Regions from separate parts of the Homo sapiens genome. Here region 1 is linked to region 2. The links are chromatin contacts, found by Hi-C or POLR2A ChIA-PET in ENCODE. All regions are on one chromosome and are shown on one strand. The core of a region is the stretch at or near the end of the contact, and the rest is flanking DNA. Distances in the headings are between cores, read along the strand shown.

The links. Hi-C counts contacts between places; a loop is a spot of excess contacts on that map. ChIA-PET counts read pairs that join two places held with the same protein, here RNA polymerase II (POLR2A). Pooled maps may share reads with other maps.
Region 1: a pooled map shows a loop between it and region 2 (2.1-fold over the local background). The contact joins two enhancer-like sites. A Hi-C loop is called at or near these places in 3 of 168 maps with a recorded cell type or tissue (DLD1, endothelial cell of hepatic sinusoid and transverse colon) and 4 of 50 pooled maps. POLR2A ChIA-PET finds 5 or more read pairs at or near these places in 1 of 52 experiments (H1).

The regions. Positions count from the first base shown.
Region 1 is chr9:109,409,712-109,415,561 of GRCh38, reverse strand. PTPN3 (protein tyrosine phosphatase non-receptor type 3) reads left to right here. Exons shown (of 26, transcript NM_002829.4): 15 at 5,147-5,333; 16 at 5,486-5,563. Among named protein-coding and RNA genes, the nearest start is that of PTPN3, 86 kb to the left of the region's middle. RefSeq lists enhancers at 3,608-3,707, 4,228-4,347. Within about 2 kb of position 4,346, at least 2 of the 41 ENCODE cell types and tissues checked have a DNase peak (open chromatin) inside an H3K27ac peak, as active enhancers do.
Region 2 is chr9:109,342,181-109,348,330 of GRCh38, reverse strand. No RefSeq gene overlaps it. Among named protein-coding and RNA genes, the nearest start is that of EPB41L4B, 24 kb to the right of the region's middle. Within about 2 kb of position 2,595, at least 13 of the 41 ENCODE cell types and tissues checked have a DNase peak (open chromatin) inside an H3K27ac peak, as active enhancers do.

The sequences.
Region 1 (5,850 bases), core at 3,097-5,596, 65 kb before region 2:
CACAAGAATAGCAAATTTATCATTCTGAAATACACATCCAAGAATGTCACTTCCTGCTTAAATACCTTTTCTCTGCTTTTTCAGCATTTCCTGCCTTTACCTGTGCTACTGCTTTTGTTTGTGTGTTTGTTATTATCAGTGTTTTGCCAGAATGCCTTTTTTCCCACTTGACTACCTGTTCAAACTCCTATTAATTCATCTTTCAAACTCAAGCTCAAGTGCACCTGCTCCAGGAAGCCTCTCCTGGCCTTACACAGTACCCTAGACATCTGAGCATCTCCACTGTAACATGATAATATTATTACTTGGTTAATTGTATTTCTTCTCCTTTGGACAGTGAATTCTTTGAGGGCAGGGATAGTGCCCTATTCACCTCTCCTTCCTTAAAACCTGACATGGTTATTTGGCATTTAATAGACATTCAGTGACTATTTGGATGGATGGATGGATGGATGGATGGATGGATGGATGGATGGATGGATGGTTGGATGGACGGACGGATGGACGGATGGACGGACGGACGGACGGACAGACGGACAAATGGTTAGATGAAACTAGATGGGGCCCCGAGATACAAACTCCTAAGTTTTCACAATGGGATGCCCCCTCTGCCACTTCCACATCATGTGTCCATATCACATGAGCAACATCACACCATATTTATCTGTACCCCAAGAACTCAAACATATTTACTTTGACAAGTTTGGTAACTGTCACCTGTGAGCAGGACTATGTGGTAGGTGCCCCTGCAGGGCATCTGTCAATGAGAAATTCTCCTCAGAGAATTCAGGGATGAATTGACCGAGGTTTAGCAAGTGCTTTCTTGCCAGTGAGGTGTCTGATATCTATAGGGGAAGCCTAGACAGATTCATGATCTGTTGTTCCAGCAGGAAAGACTGTGAGCTCATAAAGCACCATACCTGAACCATATCCCCTCTGCCACTTTGATCTTGTGCCCTTGGCATTTATTACAGCCCCAGATGAGCTGTTTCCTGTGGTGACTGTCTCCACATCATAAAAATGTGTATTGGAAGACAGTCTTCTTTCTGTTACTCAAGGACCCTTATGTGAGGAGCCATGTGGGAAATTTCTCCAGGAATTTTATTCAGAAGAAACTGTGCCCTCTGGGTGAACTGGTATGAGTTCCTCTAGCGCCGTGCTATTCCAGCTGTGGCCACAGGCCAGCAGCTGCAGCACCTGAGAGCTGGTCGGAATGCAGAATCTCAGACCCACACAGGCCTGCCGAATCATACTCTGCATTCAGCAGGACCCCAGCTGGTTCCTGTGCACAGCACATTCTCAGAAGCTCTGATCTTGCAGATGAGAACCATTTAACTCGCCTTCACTTTGCACCTGAGCTTCCAGATTCCTGAGTAAATTCCTTGCTCTTTTAGAGTAACTCACCCAATCACCTCGGGTGATCCTCTTGGTACCTTGCCAAGAGGCTTTATTCTTCATTCACTCAGCATTTCAGTTGAGTACTCCCTGTGTGCCTGGTCCTGTGTTCCGAGTACTAGGAGAGGAACAGAAAGAGCACTAGGGTCTCCTGACCTTGAGAAGCTCCCAAAACAGGGCCCCTGTTCCATCACACCACAATTTGAGAGCAGGACTTTGCCTCCTTTCACAGGCGGCGGGGCGGGGAGGTCTTTAATTTTCTAGGGTTTAGGGAGAGCTTCGTGCGGGAGTGTCTCTTTCATGGGAGTGTTTCTTTCTGATGCCTGCTGCCTTTACAGTTCAGAAGCATGTGTTTTCTGGAGGGTGAATACTTGTTTGTCTGCCTGATGGTCAGTCTGTGTCTCACATTTCTCTGTCTCTGCCCCTTTCTCCCTAAGAACCAGGATGTGGTCAGTCCCACACTGGCTCTTCCATGGTGTCTTCCCCGTCCTGCCTCAGGGACAAACCTCTTCTGCTCCTTCCTCCCCCTTGTCATTGGCTCCATCCCATCCTCACCATCTTCTTGCATCCCTCATCCTGCCCCTTTCTTCACTCCACTTGTGGAATTCATGGGGCAACTCCCCTGCGCTCCTCAGCCGCACTGCATTCTGCCCAGCGACAGAGGAGGCACTAGGGCTTTGGTGCCTTCACCCCTGGCCACCCTGTGCTGTGGCCAGCTGCCACTTACTCATTGCATCTCCTCATTTGATGTCCTCTTCCTCGTCTGTCTGTCCATCTTGCACACTGAACAGAATATCACCGCGCCCTACAGAGCACCTGTGTACACAGTTGAGCAGGCCAAAAATCAGCCATTTGTTGAAATAAATGACTAAGAGTAACCCCTCCAACCCTGCTTAGAAAATAGGTTAGGGCAGGCCGGGCACGGTGGCTCATGCCTGTAATCCCAGCACTTTGGGAGGCCGAGGCGGGCAGATCACAAGGTCAAGAGATCGAGACCATCCTGACTAACATGGTGAAACCCCATCTCTACTAAAAATACAAAAAAAAAAAAAATTAGCCAGGCATTGGTGGCAGGTGCTTGTAGTCCCAGCTACATGGGAGACTGAGGCAGGAGAATGGTGTGAACCTGGCAGGTGGAGCTTGAGCTTGCAATGAGCTGAGACTGTGCCACTGCACTCCAGCCTGGGCGACAGGGCAAGACTCTGTCTCAAAAAAAAAAAAAAATAGGTTAGGGCATAAAATGACTTGGAATATAGTATTAGTACTAGCAGCAATAGTAATAGTAGTAGTACTGTTGTCATTTAGTACCATGGGCTAGTTTAGACAGACCATTGAGTTTTAAATCAAAAAAGAAAAATAGGGCTGGGGATGGTGGCTCACACCTGTAATCCCAGCGCTTAGGGAGGCCAGTGCAGGAGGATTGCTTGAGACCATGAGTTCTAGACCAGCCTAGGCAGCATAGTGAGACCCTGTGTCTACAAAAAATTTTTAAAAGGCTGGGCATGGTGGCTCACACCTGTAATCCCAGCACTTTGGGAGGCCGAGGCAGGTGGATCACGAGGTCAAGAGATCGAGACTATCTTGGCCAACATGGTGAAACCCTGTCTCTACTAAAAATATAAAAAATTAGCCGGGTGTGGTGGCGGGCACCTGTAGTCCCAGTTACTCAGGAGGCTGAGGTTGGAGAATCATTTGAACCCGGGAGGCGGAGGTTGCAGTGAGCCGAGATTGCACCACTGCATTCCAGCCTAGCAACAGAGCGAGACTTTGACTCAAAAAAAAAAAAAAATTAAAATTAGTTGGACATGGCGAATGCCTGTGGTCCCAGCTACTCAAGAGACCAAGATAGGAAGATCTCTTGAGTCAGGAAATCGAGGCTGCAGTGAGCTGTGGTCATGTAATGGCACTCCAGCCTGGGCAACAGAGCTTTACCCTACCTCAAAAGAAAAAAAAATGGATTGGGGGGGTGCAGGGAGGGAGAGAGAGGGAGACAGAGGTAGAGACAGAGACAGAGACAGACAGAACGAGAACTGGAAATACCATTTTAACTTGTTTTGTAACTGCCAAGCAGTTGCCCTTTCTGCCACTGGGTGATGCTCTTGTAAACAGTGAAACCCAGCAAAGATGCCGTATTTGGGGGGAATTTTGTAAAGCTTCCTTTTACGTAAGTGAAAGTCATGCTTTTTCAATCTGAAAACTTGTATACAACTTCAATTCCAAAATACTCTGTCTCTGAAATGCCTTCCCATCCATAACACCCTACCCCCAACCAGCCACTTGGACACCATAAGGCCAGACTCTTGTCCTACTGTATCGCTGTGTTTCTCCATTGGTCTGTCACTGAATATTTTATTCAAATAGATTGTGATTATGAATCATTCTGTGTGACTATGATACAGATTTTATATTTAAATTAGGCTCATTTAAACTCACTAGGAGAAAGAGAAGCACCAATTTCATAAAAAATCCATGGATAAGGGCTTGAAATGAAGGTCAAGAAAGAGGCAGTAGCAGCTGTCTTTTGTCTGGGTTTCACTGAATGACTTGGTCTCTGCGCTTCTCCCCTCACTTCACTTTGGATGAGGTTAGGGTGGGGCAGAGTCTTAGAATGTAGGAGAGCCCCATAGTCATCAGCTCTGTAAGGTGTCTGTGCTGGGCCTGTGGCTCCGGAAGGGGCTGGTGTGGGTGATGCAGAGACTCAAGGGTCCTGTCCTGTACAGTGACAGCAGGGATGGTTAATCCCTGTGACTCTGAGGGGTTAGAAATAGGGGTCTTGGAAGTGGGCTCTGCATGGTCTGGAGAGGGAAGAAAGGCTTAGGACGCACATCGGTCAGGTTTCTGTCTGCTAAGCCGGGGGAAAGCCATGTGACCCTGGGCAAGTTACTCAGCCTCTCCTGACCTCAGCTTCTTCATCTGTGAACTGGGAGTTAGAACAAATGACCACAAAGTTCTGTTCCGTTTTCATCATCTGTAACTCTCTAAGACAGCGCTGTCCAGCAGGACTTCCTGCCGTGGTGAAATGTTCTCTGACTGCACTGTCTCATACGGGAGCCACTGGCCGCATATGGCTAGTGAGCATGTGAAGTATGGCTGGTTTCTTGTCTTAATTTATTTAAATTTAAGTAGCCACATATAACTAGTGGCTACCATACTAGACAGTGCAGCTCCACGATACAGAAGAAACTATATTCGATAGAGGAAAATGTAACAAGATCTCAGCGTGGCAGTTCATGGATGTCACAGGCAAATCATGCCAACTAGGAATAATATAAATTCTCCTGAACGCACAACAACAACAGTCCTGTTTCCTTTGAGGAGGCAAGAGTCCTATGAAGCAGAACCATCCGCAGAAGTGAGACAGAAGGAAAAAAGCTTTCAGAAGGGATGGGCTGTGCATCTGCATGAGCTTGCCTGGCAGAGCCTGGTTCAGTAATGAAACCACCAGAGGAGCTGGACACATTTCCCTGTCACCCTTCTAAAGCAGCGGGGAAGGGAGCAAAGTTTTCAGCAGTTTCCAGATCCACCCTGCCTCCTATCCCTTTTCCCCAAAACCATGTGACAGTGTCTAGGCCAGATGCGGTCAGGGGTGGTCAGTGGGCCCTGGGTGTACTCAAATCCCGCTGACAACCTATGCAGCTGAGGTTCCAGGGAAACATACAGCCCCCAGCTGCCAGGCCCCTACAGTCAGTAGTGTTTGCTCTAATAAAATATTAACCCAGTTATTAATATCTCCTCCTTCCCCATGATGAAGGAGTTTATCCGAGAACAATCCGGCACAAAGCTACCTGACCCAGAAGTCATCCAGTTCTGTGTCTCCATCTTCAAATGCTCCAGGCTCCTGCTCACCTGACGGCGTTGATCAGCAGCTCTTAGATGACTTCCACAGGGTGACCAAAGGGGGCTCCACCGAGGACGCCAGCCAGTACTACTGTGACAAGGTGAGCGAGCGCAGGCAGCCGGGTGATCCACACACCCAGGGCTTCCCGGCCTCTTGTGGGCAGCTGAGTAGCTCTAACTAAATGAAAATATCTTATCACCAACTGCTGGAGAGAGATGTGATGCAAATGACCACTTTCAAACCGTTTTCCAGAATGATAATGGTGACAGCTACTTAGTCTTGATCCGTATCACACCAGATGAAGATGGAAAATTTGGATTTAATCTTAAGGTATGTTGTGTATTTATAAAGGAAGTTTTGTGCTGGGAAGCAATCTTTCAATGAGTTTTTAATTTGCATTACAAATGTGCTGCATTCCTGAGCTACATAAGGAAGTTGGTTCAACCCTCAGAATTGAGAGTTGGGGGTTTTTTTTGTTTTTGTTTGGTTTGAGATATTTGGGGTTTTTTTTGTTTTTTTTTAAAAACTCACTTTATCGCCCAAACCTAGAGTGCAGTGGCACGATCGCAGCTCACTGCAGCGCTGACCTCCCCAGGCTCAGGTGATCCTCCCACCTC
Region 2 (6,150 bases), core at 1,346-3,845:
CGTTCCGTCACCCAGGCTGGAGTGCAGTAGCACCAACACAGCTCTCAGCAGCCTCGACCTACTGGGCTCAAGCAATCCTCCTTCCTCAGCCTCCTAAGTAGCTGGGACCACAGGTGCATGCCAACATTCCCAGCTAATTAAAAAAAAAATTGTACAGACAGGGTCTCACCGTGTTGCCCAGGCTGGTCTCCAATTCCTGGGCTCAAGCAACCCTCCCGCCTTAGCCTCCCAAAGTGCTGGGATTTCAGGCATGAACGACCTTGTACGGCCTGGAACAGGATCAGTGTTTAAAAAACCAAAATGATCAAAGGAACTAGAAACACTTAGCTTGAAGGAGAGGATACTCAGGAGGACATTCCTGTTATCTTCAAACATTTGAAGGACCAGCGTGAGGAAGACAGAGGATGTGCTCTGGGTCACTATGGGACCAGTAGTAAGAAGTTTCCAAGAGACAGATTTCAGGTTCACATTCAACATCCACTGAGTGCTTCCCATGTGTGGGATATTATATCGAGTTCCTTCACATATATAATCTCTCTTGATCCTCACAACAAATCTGTCATAAATTTCATTACACCTATTTCACACGTGAGAAAAGAGACCAAGACAAATAAATTGCCCAAGTGGCATGGATTTGATCCAGGTGTTCTATCTCTGCACTTTTCCCATTACATCATTCTGCTTCTTCACATACAGCTCTCTAATAATCATTTCGGTTCAAAGAGAGTTGGTATTTTTCAGGAGCAAAGGGCTGCCCATGTCTAAGGTTGCCCCTGCGAAAGTCCAGTGGTCATCTTCCCAGGACTTGATCAAGGTATGTTGCAAAATGAAAGCCATGGTTGGTCTAGAAAACTACCCTAAAGTCCATTCTGACTTTCACTTAATAAATTCTTCAAGCTTTTACAAATTCTTTTTAAAACTCTGTTGGGTTGAGCATAGTGGCATACACCTATAATCCCAGCTATTTGGGAGGCTGGGGCAGGAGGATCACTTGAGCCCAGGAATTCAAGTCCAGCCTGGGCAACATAGCGAGACCCTGTTTCTAAAGACAAAACAACATCAAAAATATCTCTGCTTGATATCTTTCATATGAACACCTCCTAGCCCTAAATCACTCTCTACCCTTTTGTACTCTGCTCTGAGCCTCATGATATGGGTCTGTATGGATTGCATCATGATCTTCCTGCCTGCTGGCTTCAGCTGATTCTGTCTAGCAGGGATCCCCAGGAGATCAGAGGAGGGAGGCAAGTGACAGACACTATGAGGTCACCTTTGGTTGGGTCTTCCCCCAACCGAAAGTCATTGCTCCTCTTACTGTGGCCAGCTGTGTGTCTCTTTCTCCTTCTAGGTTCTGTGAACTCCTTCCTTGCCTCTTCTCTTTCTCCTAGCAATGGTAACAGCTCTGTAGCTCTATACGAAAGACCCTGCAGCATCCCTTGTGATTTCCCCACACTCCCACACTTTTGAAATTAATCCCCTTATCAACGAACCATCCTCAAACCGTTTTGATGTTAGTGTACCACCTGTTTCCTATTGAGGCCCCGACTGATAGAATAACTTTTTCCAGATTGTAAATTCCTGTATCCTAATTATATTTTTCTACAAACTCAGTGTGGGACTTTCAGATATAGACTCAAGAAGAAAATTTAAATGACCTATAATCCCACCCCTAGAAATAGCTGACAGTTGGGGACATTTCTTTCCAACATTTTTCTGTGCACATATTACATACTTCTTTACATTGTGTATATCTCAATGTACGTACAATTTCATTAACACGATAACGTCATGAACATTTTCCCATGTCATTAAAAAGTCTTCATAAACATCAGTGTTTCAAAGTGGTATGCCATACTGTATCATGATTATTTTTCCACTTCCCTATTTGGGTTACTTATATTTTTTACTATCATAATAAATATCACTGGGCCAGGCGCGGTGGCTCACGCCTGTAATCCCAGCACTTTGGGGGGCTGAGGTGGGCAGATCACGAGGTCAGGAGTTCAAGACCAGCCTGACCAACATGGTGAAACCCCGTCTCTGCTAAAAATACAAAAATTAGCAGGGCGTGGTGGTGCGCGCCTGTAATCCTAGCTGCTCAGGAGGCTGAGACAGGAGAATCGCTTGAACCCAGGAGGCGGAGGTTGCAGTGAGCCGAGACCATGCCACTGCACTCCAGCCTGGGTGACAGAGCGAGACTCCGTCTCAATAAATAAATAAATAAATAAATATCACTGGTATGATGATCTCCATTCATAAGTCTTAGTCCAAACATCTGATTATTTCCTTAGGTCCCTCAAAATGTTGATGCTCAGGTAATGCCCAATATATTGAAAACACTAGAGGGAGCTTGAGAGTTCCCTGAAACAATCGTTTTCTGTGCCCTGGTGAAGAATGAAAATAACCTGCCAGGACTGGCAGAAGTATTAAAGGCATTTGAGGGTTTCCCTTTACCACTGGGAAAGCTATGCCTGATCTCACAATAAAACAATGTGGGCATTCTCTTCCCAGGCCTGGTTCCATCGTGGGTCGGGAGAGAGCTTGGTTTGTTATTTCGGCTGACAACAAGTGTGGTCAGGAATCTTTAGATCTGTGGATGACCAAGAGGGTGACCGCAAAGGCCACATTCAGCTTATAAAGAAAGTCGATCTGAGAGGCTTCTGAAAAAAGGCTCCGCTCCAGCCTCAGGGAGCCACAGTCCTGGGGTGAGTTCAGCAGGCCAGACCTTGCTGCAGAACTCGCTGGGCAAGTTCTAAGCAGCTGCTTGAGAGACTGTGGTGGGTAATTGTCCCTAACCAAGGTTCAGAGTCACCAACAAATGAGTGGGTGGCAACCCACGTGATCGGGGCTGTGCTGAGGAGGACGAGGTGGGGGCAGGGACCTGAGCTCCTGAGCCTTTAGCTCCTCTTCTGTTTCCCCTTCCACACCTTTTGAGAGGGTTCTTACTGTAGAAGACTCTGACACAGGGAGATCCTGCCAGAGCCCGAGCAGCCCATAGTAGCTGGATAAATGCAGCTGAAAAGAGAGGGAAAAACCCCTCAGCAAGTGACCCAAGAACCCTCAAGGATGAAGATGGCACAAGCTGTTCCCCTTGGGATAAGCATTCTGCCTCTTCCCCCTGGATCTATCTTCCCAGGCATTGGCCCCTCCTGGCCCACCACACTTGACTTGCTCATTTATGCAGGAGACAAATTAAGACCCTCTTTCCTTAAAGCCATAATTGCAGGAAGAACTTAGACCGTATGGAGAGTATGCCTATGACCCTGGAAGTCAATGACGTTTCACAGTTAACAAAGTTGGGAAGCTTTGGAAATACTGGGTCTCGGCAGGCTCAAGGTCCATACTTTCAAATACTAAAAGCAACTCAGATAGTTACTGTGAGACCTGCAAGACTTGCCCTTCAAACCCATGCACAATCTTAGTTGTGCAAAAAAAAATTACTTGGGGAATTTTTTAAAGTCCTCACACCCAGAGCAATCACAACAAAATCTCTGGGGTTGGGACCCAGACTTTAGTGTCCCTTAAAACTCTCCAGGTGATTTCAACGTGAGTCCAGATTGAGAACCACTGGTCTTAAAAGGATAATGAAAGAAGGCCAAGACTTTTAATACCTCAATAGGTATATACATTTTATTTATTTATTTATTTTCATTTTTATTTTATTTTTTGAGACAGATTCTTGCTCTGTCGCCCAGGCTGGAGTGCAGTGGCACAATCTTGGCTCACTGCAGCCTATGCCTCCCGGGTTCAAGTGATTCTTGTGCCTTGGCCTGCCGAGTAGCTGGGACCACAGGCATGCACCACCACACCCAGCTAATTTTTGTATTTTTAATAAAGATGGGTTTTTGCCATGTTGGCCGGGTGGGTCTCAAACTCCTGACCTCAAGTGATCCACCCACCTCAGCCTCCCAAAGTGTTGGGATTACAGGCATGAGCCACCGCATCCAGCCTCGATAGGCATATAAATTTAATGGCCATATTTCCAATCTGTACTTAGGTGTTCTCTTTCTTTGAATCTTGCTTTATGATGCATTCTGGCCTTCATTTACAAAGCCAATTAGAGATCTATAAATAAGTTATAATTTTAGTAGTTAAATTTAAGAAGAAAAAAATCTTGTGTCACTTGTACTCTGTGAGTTACCCTTGCCTGAGGAAAGTGTCATTGGTTGGCAAACCCAAGGCCACCTTTTTTCACTGAGCAGGCAGAATGGCTCGGCGGAATGAGAGGAAAAGTCAGAGTTCATCAAAGCGAAATCTTAAAGTTAGCAGGTGGAGAAGTTTGGGACAATGAGATATGCATCTAAGGGGCTGGGCGCGTGGCTCACACCTGTAATCTCAGCACTTTAGGAGGCCAAGGCAGGCTGATTACTTGAGGTCAGGAGTTCGAGGCCAGCCTGGCCAACATGGCAAAACCCCATCTCTACTAAAAATTTACAAAAATTAGCCGGGCGTAGTGGTGGGCACCTGTAATCCCAGGTACTTGGGAGGCTGGGGCACAAGAACCCCTTGAACCTGGGAGGCAGAGGCTGCAGTGAGCCGAGACCAGGCCACTGCACTCCAACCTGGGAAACAGAGTGAGACTTGAGGGGAGAATCGTGGAAGTTTTTTTTTTTCTTTTTTTTTTAAGAGACAGCCTCTCACTATGTTGCCTAGGCTGGTTCTCAAACTCTTAGGCTCAAGCTATCCTCCCATGTCAGCCTCCCAAAGTGCTGGGATTACAGACAAGAATCTTGCATTTTAAGTGCAGGAGTATGGCCTACGGGGGCTAGAGGGTGGCAATCAGTCAGGAGCTTATCTGGGTGTCCAACTGATATTCAGGAGCCCCTTGGACTGGACTTTGGTTTGTGTTGTAGTCAGGAAAGCTAAGATTCATCAAATCCTGAAGACTCAGCCCTCTAATTTCTGCATCCTCTTTTCTTTTCAACCTCAGCCACCCTCCTCTATGGTTTTTCATGGAGTAATACGGAATATAGAAAGAGCAGGGATCTTGGAATGAGACAGATACGAGTTCACAGCCTAGCTCTGTCGCTGACTGGCTATGTGATGGTCATGAGATGTTTGGCATCTGAGCATTCCGTTTCACATCCATGAACTCAGCAAGTGACCTGAGAATGTGCAGTACTGGTGTGTCAACCCTGCATCACCCATGGATTAACATGCCACCAGCTGTTCTCCTTGGATTAAGGACTTTGCCTCTTCTCCCTGGGTTCATTGTCCCAAGGATTGGCCTCTCCCGGCAACGCTGTTTGATTAGCTCATTTGCGCAGGAAATGAAGTCAGTAAAACCTTTAAGCTAAGGCAACAGGGGCCCCTGCTGTCATCAACCCTCATCAACCCATCAACTATAAGGCCCTATTCCAGTGTTCTTTTGCCTATACTCACCCTGCTGGGCAGGGGTTTCATGGGGCCAAAGGGACCTGCCTCTTAGAACAATTGCTTCCCTTTCTTCTTTTCTTTTCAAGATGGAGTTTTGCTCTTGTTGCCCAAGCTGGAGTGCAGTAGTGCTATCTTGGCTCACTGCAACCTCCGCCTCCCGGGTTCAAGCGATTCTTCTGCCTCAGCCTCCTGAGTAGCTGGGATTACAGGTGCCCGCCACCACACTTGGCTAATTTTTTGTATTTTTAGTAGAGATGGGGTTTCACCATGTTGGCCAGGCTGGTCTTGAATTCCTGACCTCAGGTGATCCACCCACCTTGGCCTCCCAAAGTGCTAGGATTATAGGCGTGAGCCACTGCACCTGGCCCAATCGCTCCCATTTCTAGACCACATTACAAGAGCCAGGACCCTGAAATTCCCTGTCCAAATGAGGCTGAGCCCACTTCTGGGTTCTCTGAAGGTTACTCCCCAGATCTTTCCCCTTGAGGTTGGACTACATGGCCCTTCCTAGGCCCCAAAGGAAGTCAAAGGCAGCTGATGGGAAGGGGGTGATCAGAATGGAGGTGGACAGAGCTGGAGCATCCTACTTCCACACAGGTGTGTCCTCGTGGTGGTTCAAGACAGAGTCAGGGTTGAGAAGAGAAGGGGGCAGCTCTCCCTGCCTGGCTACAGTTCAGCACAGAACACTGATGAGCTTAAGAATTCTAAATGTGAACTTGGCCTTCCAGGTCATTAAGAAGACATGTGTCAAGTTAGGAGGTTAGCGCATCTTTT